2 separate regions of the Homo sapiens genome follow, and region 1 is linked to region 2. Evidence: chromatin loops called from intact Hi-C (ENCODE). Cell type or tissue: testis. All regions are shown on one strand. Links, peaks and the distances in the headings refer to the core of each region. The heading gives the core; the rest is flanking DNA.

Evidence for each region. A loop is a pair of places that touch in the nucleus more often than their neighbours do. Peaks named below come from ENCODE experiments on the same cell type or tissue, not always from the same donor. Only the 100,000 strongest peaks of a DNase experiment are listed, where the experiment ranks them.
Region 1: it touches region 2 in a loop (5-fold over the local background); 1 of 110 quality-filtered maps calls a loop at or near these places.

The regions. Positions count from the first base shown.
Region 1 is chr20:40,312,504-40,317,894 of GRCh38, forward strand. LOC105372617 (a long non-coding RNA gene) reads right to left here and starts at 294. Exons shown (of 4, transcript XR_001754593.2): 1 at 126-294. In testis, for the core only: no CTCF peak of the experiment used is centred there; no DNase peak of the experiment used is centred there; H3K27ac peaks cover 809 bases.
Region 2 is chr20:40,249,374-40,254,764 of GRCh38, forward strand. No RefSeq gene overlaps it. Among named protein-coding and RNA genes, the nearest start is that of LINC01370, 250 kb to the left of the region's middle. In testis, for the core only: a CTCF peak has its summit at 2,152 (motif pointing left); a DNase peak (open chromatin) is centred at 2,138.

The sequences.
Region 1 (5,391 bases), core at 135-5,134, 63 kb after region 2:
GTGGAAGTGAGGTATATGCAGCCATCCAGGCTGCACCATCCTCCAGACCCCTCTTCCCCTGCCTCAGGTCCTCGGCATACCACTTACTTTCATCTCTGCTATGCCACTATCTTTGCTTTACTTACGATATTTGTCACCATCTGGAATTATCTTCTTAATTCATTGGTACCAGATCATTTTCCCTCTACCATGCAGACTTAAAGCTCTAAGAAGGAAGGGCCTTTGTCCATCTGTTCAGTTGCATCACAGTGCCCATCACAGTGGCTACATATAATAGATGCTCAATTAATATTTCTGAAATACATAAATATATGAGGAAATAAATGAATAGAGCTCTTGCAAAAATGAGTTAATTTATGTAATTAGTACAGTGCCTGATAGAAAGTAAGCACTCAGCAAATGTATCTAATTATGAAGATGAAGAATTGAAACAAAAGGTCTTTCCTTTCATTTCTGTGCTATGGAAAGGAAGGAACAAAGATGAGGTTAGGTCTTGGGACCAAAGGTCTACAAGGGGCAGTCTCAGTCTTGAATATAGAGGTGGCCTGGGAGAACAGTTACTAGGGAGTAGACAGTGAGAGTGGACTCAGCTTCACAAGTCAGAACTTCTTTTCATAACAGCAACATGATGCTGGAATTATTAGTAAGGGTCTGGTATGCCAGGGCCAGGACATCATAAACCTTCTGCATCCACATCACAGAGCCTCTTATAAGAATTGCTCCATACGTTTGGTAGACATTTACTGGGCTTAGACTGTGGGCAAAATTTTGGCTGGATTCTGCAATTAAAAGATAAATAAATTACCACCCTTGCCCATAACAAACCAGAGTGAGAAACAGACATGGAAACAAATAATTAAATCCAAAATATGACTAGTAGTGTGATAGCAGGATGGACAAGAGGATACTGGAGTACAGAAAAAAAAAGAGTGCCTCTGTCGGTGCAGTCAGGAAGACTTCAAGAGGCAACTTCACAGATGGACCTTAAAAACAAGTATGTTTCCCAAGAAGACACAGTGGGAAGGGCATTCTAGGAAGAGGGAACAGTATATGTAAGGCATGGAGTCATTATAAAGTCTTCACAAATCTTGGAAAAGGTAGGAAGTTCTGGTGGTTTAAGCATAAGGTAAGTACCTCTCACAAGTATGGGAATGTGTGGTTTTGCTTTCTCCATTTGAAAGAAATGTGGGAAATAGACAATAAAATTATGCACAGGAAAAAATGAATCTACTGGTGAAAAATAAAAGATTTACTGATTGTTTTTGAATATACTGTTTTGTTGTAGTGTGTTCATTCAAGCTAATAATAGAGATAATTTCTGGCATCTAAACTCTTTCAGGTTCTTTCTTAAATGTATTGCTCAAGCAATGTTCTACTAGTAAAACCGAAAACTCAAAGTTAGAAAAGAATGACCCAGAATACCAAGAACCTAATAACCCCGTGTTCATATTCCCAAGGCTTCAGTTTGACTGACCCATCCCTTTCCCAGGAGACTGAATGAATGAAAACAGGACTTGACTGCATTTTAACTATGGTAGAACACTGCAGGGGCCCCTGAAGGATATGTATGGAATACCTGTCCTGGAGAACATCACCTAGAAATAGATTATGTATAAACCTGCCTGAAAGAGAGCTGGCCATTGTCCACTCTTGAAGTTGTAGATTTCCAGGATAAGGAGAATCAGTATACATCTCTAGTTCATGGATTTTTTATCTTGGATCCAGACATATAGGACCCTCCTTGTCTGCTGTGGATGGAGTAGGGGGTGTCCATGGAAAGTGTTTTGGAATCCAGGAATCACTTGAAATTGTATGCCAAAATTTTTTTTTAAGTAGACATGTGCATTTTCCAGGGAAAGGGTCCTTTGTTTACTGGAGAGTTTGTGTATGATTTAAGTTTGAAAGTTTTTCTAGTTGTTTTCTGTTCATTCGCCAGATCACATGGAATCAACATGTTTTCAACTTATTGTTCTGAAGCCTGGGAACTGAACAAGCCTGACTCTCAGTTCTTGGCAAAGGATAGAGCATTTTCCTAGGCAGTCTTTCAGAAAATCCTGCTATTTCTCCTTCCAAAACACATCTCAAATTTGTCATGTGTCTCCATCTCCATCACCAAGCCCCTGGCCACCAAGCCTCCCCATCATCTCTCACCAGAACAAATGCCAAAGACTTCAAATAGGTCTCTTTTGTTCACCCTTTCCTTGCTGCAATCTAATTTTCACATAGCATCTTGAGTGACACTTTTTAAAATGAACATTATGTCACCACCACACTGAAAATTCTCCAGTGGTTTTTCATGTTGCCTTCAATATAATCCAAGTTTCTCAGTATCCAAGGGCCCTAAAGCCCTAGATGACCAATTTCCTTTGCACTTTTACAACCTCAGGTGATGCCACCTTCCTGTTTGCTCACTAGAATCCAGTTAGGCTGGACTTACTTCTGCTCCTGATCTTGCCCAGCTATTTCTTAATCCCAGGCCCACATCCATGGAGTTCTACCTTCTGGAATGTTCTCCTTTCTTCATATGATTAGCTCCTTGCCATCACTTAGGTAAGTCTCAACTTAAGGATATCTCCTCCATGAATCTAATTTTTTTTTTTTTTTGACAGATTCTCACTCTTTCTCCCACCCAGGCAGTGGCACAATCTTGGCTCACTGCAACCTCTGCCTCCTGGGTTCAAGCAATTATCTCTCTCAGACTCCAGAGTAGCTGGGATTACAGGCACAGGCCACCAGGCCCAGCTAATTTTTGTATTTTTAGTAGAGATGGGGTTACACCATCTTGGCCAGACTGGTCTTGAACTCCTGACCTTGTGATCCACCCGTCTCGGCCTCCCAAAGTGCTGGGATTACAGGAGTGAGCCACCATGCCCGGCCAGATAGATCTTTACTGACCATCCTATCTTGGTAGTTTCTCATTCTTATCACATTTAATTTTTCTAATTATAAAATCCTATTCATTTATCACAACAGTTTTTTAGAATGCATTTTATGATTGTTTATTTTTTATCTGTATTCTCTACTAGATAATAACTTTTCTTCTTCACAGTCACATGTCCAGACCATGATACAACACCTGCCACACAGTAGGTTGAATGGTTGGATAAACAGGGTAATAGATCAATGAATGAATGAATGAATGAATGAATGAATGAATGAATGAACAAATGCATAAATGGATGAATGAAAAAATAAAAAAGAAGGCCTGTAGGCAGTCTTCAGGCTCCATCTTTCTGTGTAGAACTAATGCCACCACCCAGGTGTGCTAGGCTGTCAGATATGCGAGGATAGCAATGGTGGCCAACAGGGATATGAGTTAGAAAGAGTTGAGAAGGGCATGCTAAGGACAATTAATGGTTGCTTGTTAGAGGGTGTGGCCTGCAGTCCAAAACACCCTATTCTCAAGGGCTTGATGTGCCTAAGTTTAATTTGAGGCAACGGCTGTATCTTGGACTATAGTAAGGGAGGCAGGGGAGGGGAGGAGGATTTTCAGACTGAATATAGTGCACTAACGGGCTAAAAGGAAAATTTGGAAGGTCTTCAGGGACGTTTCCTTGATCAAGGAAACCTGAGAGTAGTTTTAGATGAGCAAGAGAAGGGTTGGGATGGAGGTGAGAGGTGACGATTATCTGATATTCAACCAAAGCTCAAAACAAATGGCTCAGGGATGGGTGGGAGAGATGGTCACCTTGTCCTCTTCCTCTAGCCAGGCTGACAAACCATCACACCTCCAGTAAAACTCACAAGCATTGCTGCTGTTCATTTCTTACCTTCTTTTTCCCCATTCCTATCAATGTCTGACTCAAATCTCCAATCTTATCTGTCTCCCATTCCTGCCCCTACTTGTAAAGCTGAAGGTTGCTTATACTGGATCCCAGGCTCCCTTATCTATCCCTAGCCTAGTAGGCTCTTACCTGGTTCTCCCTCTTGAGATACTATTTAGGAGGGTTCCTTAACCCAAACTCTGTCCCCTGGAATCAAATAATCTTTGTCCTGTGATTTGTACTCTAGTCAGGTCTGCTCAGGTCTGAGAGGGGGAATTTGAGGGCCAGTTCCTGTTAACTATTATAACTTTGTATTTAGGGAGGGAGTATAGCTTACTAGTTAAAATCATGGTCTCTTAACCCATGGGTCATCCTATTAATTCAAACCTCAGCAATTCCGCTTAGGTGCAACTTCAACCAAAGTGACTTCTCCTTTCCAAATCTCAGTTTCCTTATCTATTAAGTGGGTACCAAATAGTCTGTTCCTCCTAGGGTTGCTATAAAGATTAAGTAAGATGATGCAATTGATCTTCCACTCAGCCCCTTGAATTTTTAAAAAGCTCAAGCTGATTTCCAGCTCACATAACCTGCATCAATATGCCTGAATGTATGTTTGTTTGTCTGTTTTAAAATTTTGAGCCATAATTGCAGAAAATCCCATTGCCTCTCCCTCTCTCTGTCTGTGTGTGTGTGTGTACATGTGTGCACATGCAAACACACAGAAAACCAAAAGTGCAAAGGAGTTACATCACTAGGAGCAGGGTCCAACCAGTGACCATGGTACAACTCCCTCACATTTCAGGTGGGATAATTCCAAAGCATGTGTATTGCACAGTATTCCACAACTCCCTCAGAGAAATTAGTTTTCATTATTACTATGATAGCTGCCTTGATACCACACTCATTATTGCTCCTTTCATTTCCTTGTATAATTTCCCCACTTCCACATCTGCGTTAGACATCCCAAATAAACTATTTGAGCCATATTCTTGGCCTTAGGATCTATTTCATGGAGAACACACCCCAAGACAAAATTCTCAGCATAGTTCCAGGTTCTTTGTAAACCTTCGGTATTCAATGACTGAGCTATTATTGTTATGGGAGAAACCTGACCTCATGCCAGTAGGAAAGACCTCACTCTACGCCACCCAAACACTAACAAAAGGAACATGCTGCCCATCACAGGGAATAATCAGCCTAGGTCTGCCAGCAAATTGCAGTCCTGCCTGCACGGGTCACTAGCCAAGCTGCCTCCTTGTGCTGTGAGCCCAGAAACTACTGAGGGACACCACTAAAGTGTTCCTTTTTGGCACAACACCCCAGCCTCCAGCAAAGCAGACTGCAAGACTGGGGAATAAGCCTGTCTCTTCAGGTGGGGTGAGAAGCCTCCCTGACCTGCCCAGAACAGGTCTGGCCAGTGATTGCTCCATTGTTCCAGATGCCAATCAAAGGCGAAGCCAGGGCACTTTGTCCAAAAATTGGATTAAGAACCTCAGTTGGGCACAAGCAACACCCATAAATCTGTCTGTAGATCTTTTGCCTGTTACCCATTTTGCATCCTCAGAAGTTACCCTCTATAAAATTTATCTCCCATAAAGAGAGTTTCAGGGGATTATCCCCACCAAAG
Region 2 (5,391 bases), core at 213-5,212:
GCATTTACTCTGATGGACGGGACGTTGGATTTAAATTCCAAAGACTTGTGCTCAAGTCTTTGGGTACTGATAACCTCCTGGGGAAGGAAGACAAGATAGGAATAGTTAATTAATACTGCAAGGTAGAAATGACTGCCCAAGATACCAACGCAAGACATTTCAGAAAGCAGCACATGATGAGTTGTCAAATTAGTGGAGCCAGGAGCTAATGCTCTGAGAAGGCAAAGGAGAACCACCACCTTGCCTCCTCCATGAACTCCCCAGCTCTCCCTGCATTCCTGTGGCTTCTTAAGCCTTTAATCAGTAACCTGAACAAGTGATTTGCTTGATAATTATATGTTTATGAAACATGATATTTGGGGGAAAGAAAAAGTGATTTGGAGTCAATATACATGTCTTTACAGCTCATCTTTGCCATCTGCTAGTTGAATGACCATGGGCAAGTTCCTTTGCCTTTGAGACTACACCTTCTTTTCTGCAAAGAGAAAACAATAATCCACACTTCTCATGACTGAAAGTTAAATGAAAAACTAGATAGAAAGCATCAACCATCGTGTTTGCCTCTTGTTGAATGTACTTCTTTGTCTTCGGTTAGACTGCAAACTCCTTGAGGGTACGTTCAGGCTTTGTATGACTCAGCATCTTTCATGGCTCCATCACAATTATATAAAAAAAACCTTAAAGAATATAATTGGATTGTTTGTAACTCAAAGGATAAATGCTTGAGAAGATGGATACCCTATTCTCCATGATGTGCTTATTTCACATTGCATGCCTGTACAAAACATCTCATGTATCCCATACATATATATACCTACCATGTACCCACAAAATTTTTTTATAATTAAAAAAATTAAAGACATTATTGATTTGAACTAACTCAAACATAGTCAGGAGAGAGGAGGAGAACCTATCTTGATTTTTTAAAAAAGAAGAAGGTTGGATTTATACTACCTTTCACTGAGTATCAGCCAGAGTGTGAGCTGAGTTTTCTTAACAATTGATCATAACTTGAGTCCATTGTGGGGCATCATCAGTTCAATGCATGGTGGTGCCAATAACCTAAGAAAAAATACTTCCCTAAATATCTTGAAACCCACATGATTTTACTGGTGACCGCTTTAAGGCTTCCATATGATAAGCTCCACAACATATTCACTTTCAAGGGGCATGTAAACTGATAGAAAACCACACAAAAATTCAGTAAAATCCTCATGGCAAAACCTGAGTCACCCAAAAGAAAACTAACATTTATCATTACAGACATAAGTATGCTATAGCAAGATTAGGTACAAGTACTGAATAGCTTATGAAAATAATTATATTTATTATCATAAAAAGAATGCTTTATCATATGCAACAAAGAGTTCTATATTGGAAGAAACACACATTCACAGATCTCTGTATACAGATATGTGGATAATATTTTCCACGTACACACATGTCCCAATATATTTTCCACATTTTCTACAATTCCCATCATAACCAGAAAATAAATTCATGCTTATTTTCCCTTTACCAAATCAATCTAGCTAGATAGCTGGCTAGCTACCGCTATCTATCTATTAACTATGGATCATCTTAATAAAGAGAAATAAACTTGAGTTTGCTTTCTGATTATGATGGGAATTGTGGAAAATGTGGGGGAAAAAAATGAAATTTTTAAGTTAGGGTCCAAACAGGAGACAAAAACCACACAGCAATTTGAACAGGAAATGTTGAATACAAAGAATTATTAACTATAACATGGAATTACCTACAAAAAGCGAAGAGAATTCCAAACAACAAATGAATGGAAGAAAAGAAAGCAGCCACCAGCTCTAGGACTAAGGCAGAGAACCCAAGGAAGGAACAAATATGGAAGACACTCCCTTTCCAGAGTTGACATCCACATCTGGATGGTGGCTGTGCTGCTTTGGCCCACTGGATGAGGGAAGAGTTCCCTGAGGTGTGCACCTCTGGGGTGCTGGAGGAAGCCGCGTAGGAAAACGTCATGCCCCGGGTGGTAGTGTGGCTGAAACTCCCTGGAGGTGTGTGCCACTGGGTGTCCTGCTGCCCGCCTCCCTCCAGCTGCCTCCAGCCAGGGGAGCAAGACAGAATACCGGAACCAGGATGAATCCCTCGTCCCAGTCCAGTGTCTCTCCTGCGCCCTCTACTGACAAAGTGTATCCCTGTGTCCACAAGCAAAGGAAAAGTACTCTTGTCCCAAGCAGGGCAATGAAGGGTGAACGTGAAGCTAAGAGGCAAAAGTTGATAACAGCACATACAAAAAAATATAAAAACAAATAAATAAAGATCACCAACAATCCCAACAACCAAAAATAAAATCTTCTACTGATATTTCAAAAAATCTTCTATAACCTGTATTTACTTGGGAGGGGTAATGTCTTTACATATTTTTTAAACAACTAAGAACATGTGTTAAGTCAATTTAACTAAGTTTCTTTTCAATTTATCATAAGATATGTTTTATAACTAAAAATTATCTTTCACATGATTTTTATTGGGTGCATAATATTCCACAAGGGAATACTTATTTAAGTATTGTTCTATTTTTAAGTATTTACATTTTTATTTTTTTCTTTATTACAGATAATGTATATCTTGAATAAATTCTTTAAAATAAAGACCCACAGTAGATTTTCTGGTTTCAAGTTTCAACCATATTTAAGAATCCTACTATATATTTTTAAATTGCTCTTCATAATTATAAAGCCAACTTATATTTCCACAGAAGCATACGTGAATGTCCATCTCATCACATTCTCATCAGCAAGGAGTAGTACCACATTTAAATATGTATTGTTAGATTTTTAAAAATATACAAGTTAATTCTTACATTTTTGATCACTAGTAAAGTTGGCAATTTTTTACATCTTTAAGTTCCACTTCTGAATATTTGTTTTAGCCATCTTCTTGAATTTTTGGTGTTTTTATTTTTAATATGTAAAAAGTAAAAAGCTATTTGTTAAAACACCAAGACAATTAATCAAAATATTACAGTATAGAAGTGGAATGATACTTTTAACTATGATAAAGGGTGATTTTATCACACACAACAAATTGGGTAGTTGTGACAATGATACAAATAAAGAGTTTATTTTACATTTTTAAATTTTGTTATATTTTTCGTATAAATATATATTCTTTCTTATAACCAGGAAAGCTATATCTTCAAAATACAAGGATTTATTTTTTCCAAGTTATATCCATGACCATATTTAATGGATAACACCAGAGGTATACCTGCTAAAAATCAGCAAAAAAGAACAATGTCCACTATTATTACTAACATTGTTGTGGAAATTGTGGTCAAGGGAGAAATACATAAAAAAGACAGAAAAGGTGTACATAAAGGTAAGGAAGGACGAAATCATTATTCATTCACTATATAATTCCAAATATAACACAGAAGCATTTTTGTCTTAAGAAATATTCTAAGGTCTGTATGTAAGGATGAATAAGTCACAGTCCGATATGGTTTGGCTCTGTGTTTCCACCCAAAATCTCATCTTGAATTGTAATAATCCCCACGTGTCAAGGATGGGACAAGGTGGAGATAATTGAATTATGGGGGTGGTTTCCCCCATACTGTTCTTGTGATAGTGAGTGAGTTCTCATGAGACCTCATGGTTTTATAAGGGGCTTCCCCCTGCCCCTTTGCTCTGCACTTCTCCTTGCTGCCGCCATGTGAAGAAGGATGTGTTTGCTTCCCCTTCTGCCTTGATTGTAAGTTTCCTGAGGCCTCTCCAGCCCTGCAGAACTGTGAATCATTTAAATCTCTTTCCTTTATAAATTACCCAGTCTCTGGTATTTCTTCATAGCAGAGTAAGAATGGATTAATACACCATAAAAAAGAATATTTGAAAAGAATAATTGATAAGGAGGTGGACTAGGTGGTAAACCAAAGAAAATTCCTCCCTGTATGTACTAAGGCTTAATATCAAACAAAGCACTGCAGATCATTGGGAAGTGAAGAATTATGCCATAAATATTACTAAGATGAATTAACAGTTAAAATAAACAATTTCTGTCCTCTCATACCATATACCAAAATACATTTTACATGGATTAAAATGTCAATGTGAAAAGCAAAACTGAACAGTTGTATAGCATAGATTTACTAATTTGTTAAAACCTTGAGGTAAGTGACAAGAAATTGGAAAGCTATAAAAGTAATTGAACAGATTAAATATTTCTATGTATCCTAAATATGTAAACTTTTAAATGTAGAATGTTATGTATCATGAAAGTATTCATGAAGTAATATTGCAGATGGAATAGTTTTACATTTGTTTGGTTAATAACATAGATAAATCAATAAGAAAAACATAACACCGTTATAGATAAAAGGGCAAAGAACATGAATGGAGGACTATTCACTAAATATGAACTAGAACCATTAAGTAAAGGTGAGAAAATAAGCTAAACCTCATTAATAATCCAAGAAAACTCTCCCTGTGGTGAAAGCCAAAACTGAGCATCTGCTTGTCAACAAGCTAGATTTTGTTAGAACCATCTGAGTTACTACTCAAATAACTTTCAGACAATGGCAAATTCCTCAACTCCAAATCCTGTTTTTCTTCTAATAAGAATAGTTGTAAGTCATAACTCCTCAAGTGTGTGTGTGTGTGTGTGTGTGTGTGTGTGTGTGTGTGTGTGTGTGACGAGGCGAGGCCCTAAATAGGCACCCAGACACATGGGAACCTTTATTTCTTGACCTTTGTCTCTCCCAGGGTAGCCTCTAACAAGATGGCTTGGATTTGTTTTGAAATGTCTTCTCCAGAGAAGGATTCCCAAGAGGCATCATGTAGACTAAACCTTTGGAGCTGCTTGGCACAATGCCTGCCATGGTCAGGCCCTGGGAAATGCTGCAGAGCCCTGCAGGGGAGGTGAGACTCAAGAGAGAGACCCAGCCCCAAGCCCAGGACTCTTAATTTATGTTTCTGCTCTGGCCTCAGTGCTGTGAACAAAGAAACTGATGGGATTTATTTAAGGGAGTTGCCTCTCCCCTCCCCTCAACACCCATCTATCTTCCGGAATAGTGGAAAGAGTGCTAGATTTGGAGAATCCCAGTTCCTTCAGTTTCTGAATGTTGACCTTCTTATCTAGAAAATGGGGTCAGTAATTTCTTCCTTCCTGTTGCTGGATTATTGGGAAAAATGTGGTTAATGTATAGTCAATTACGCAAGATGGTTCAGCCTTTGAGACAAACCAGACGTTTTGGATTCAAATCTTGTTTCTGCAACTTTGCATCCTTGAGAAAGTTTGTTTAACCTCTCTGTGCTCAATTTCACCTTCTGTAAAGTTGAGATTATTTCTTGAAGAATTATTATAGGAGTTAAATTACGTAATACACCCAAGCATTGTAGCAAGACCTGGAAATAGTGT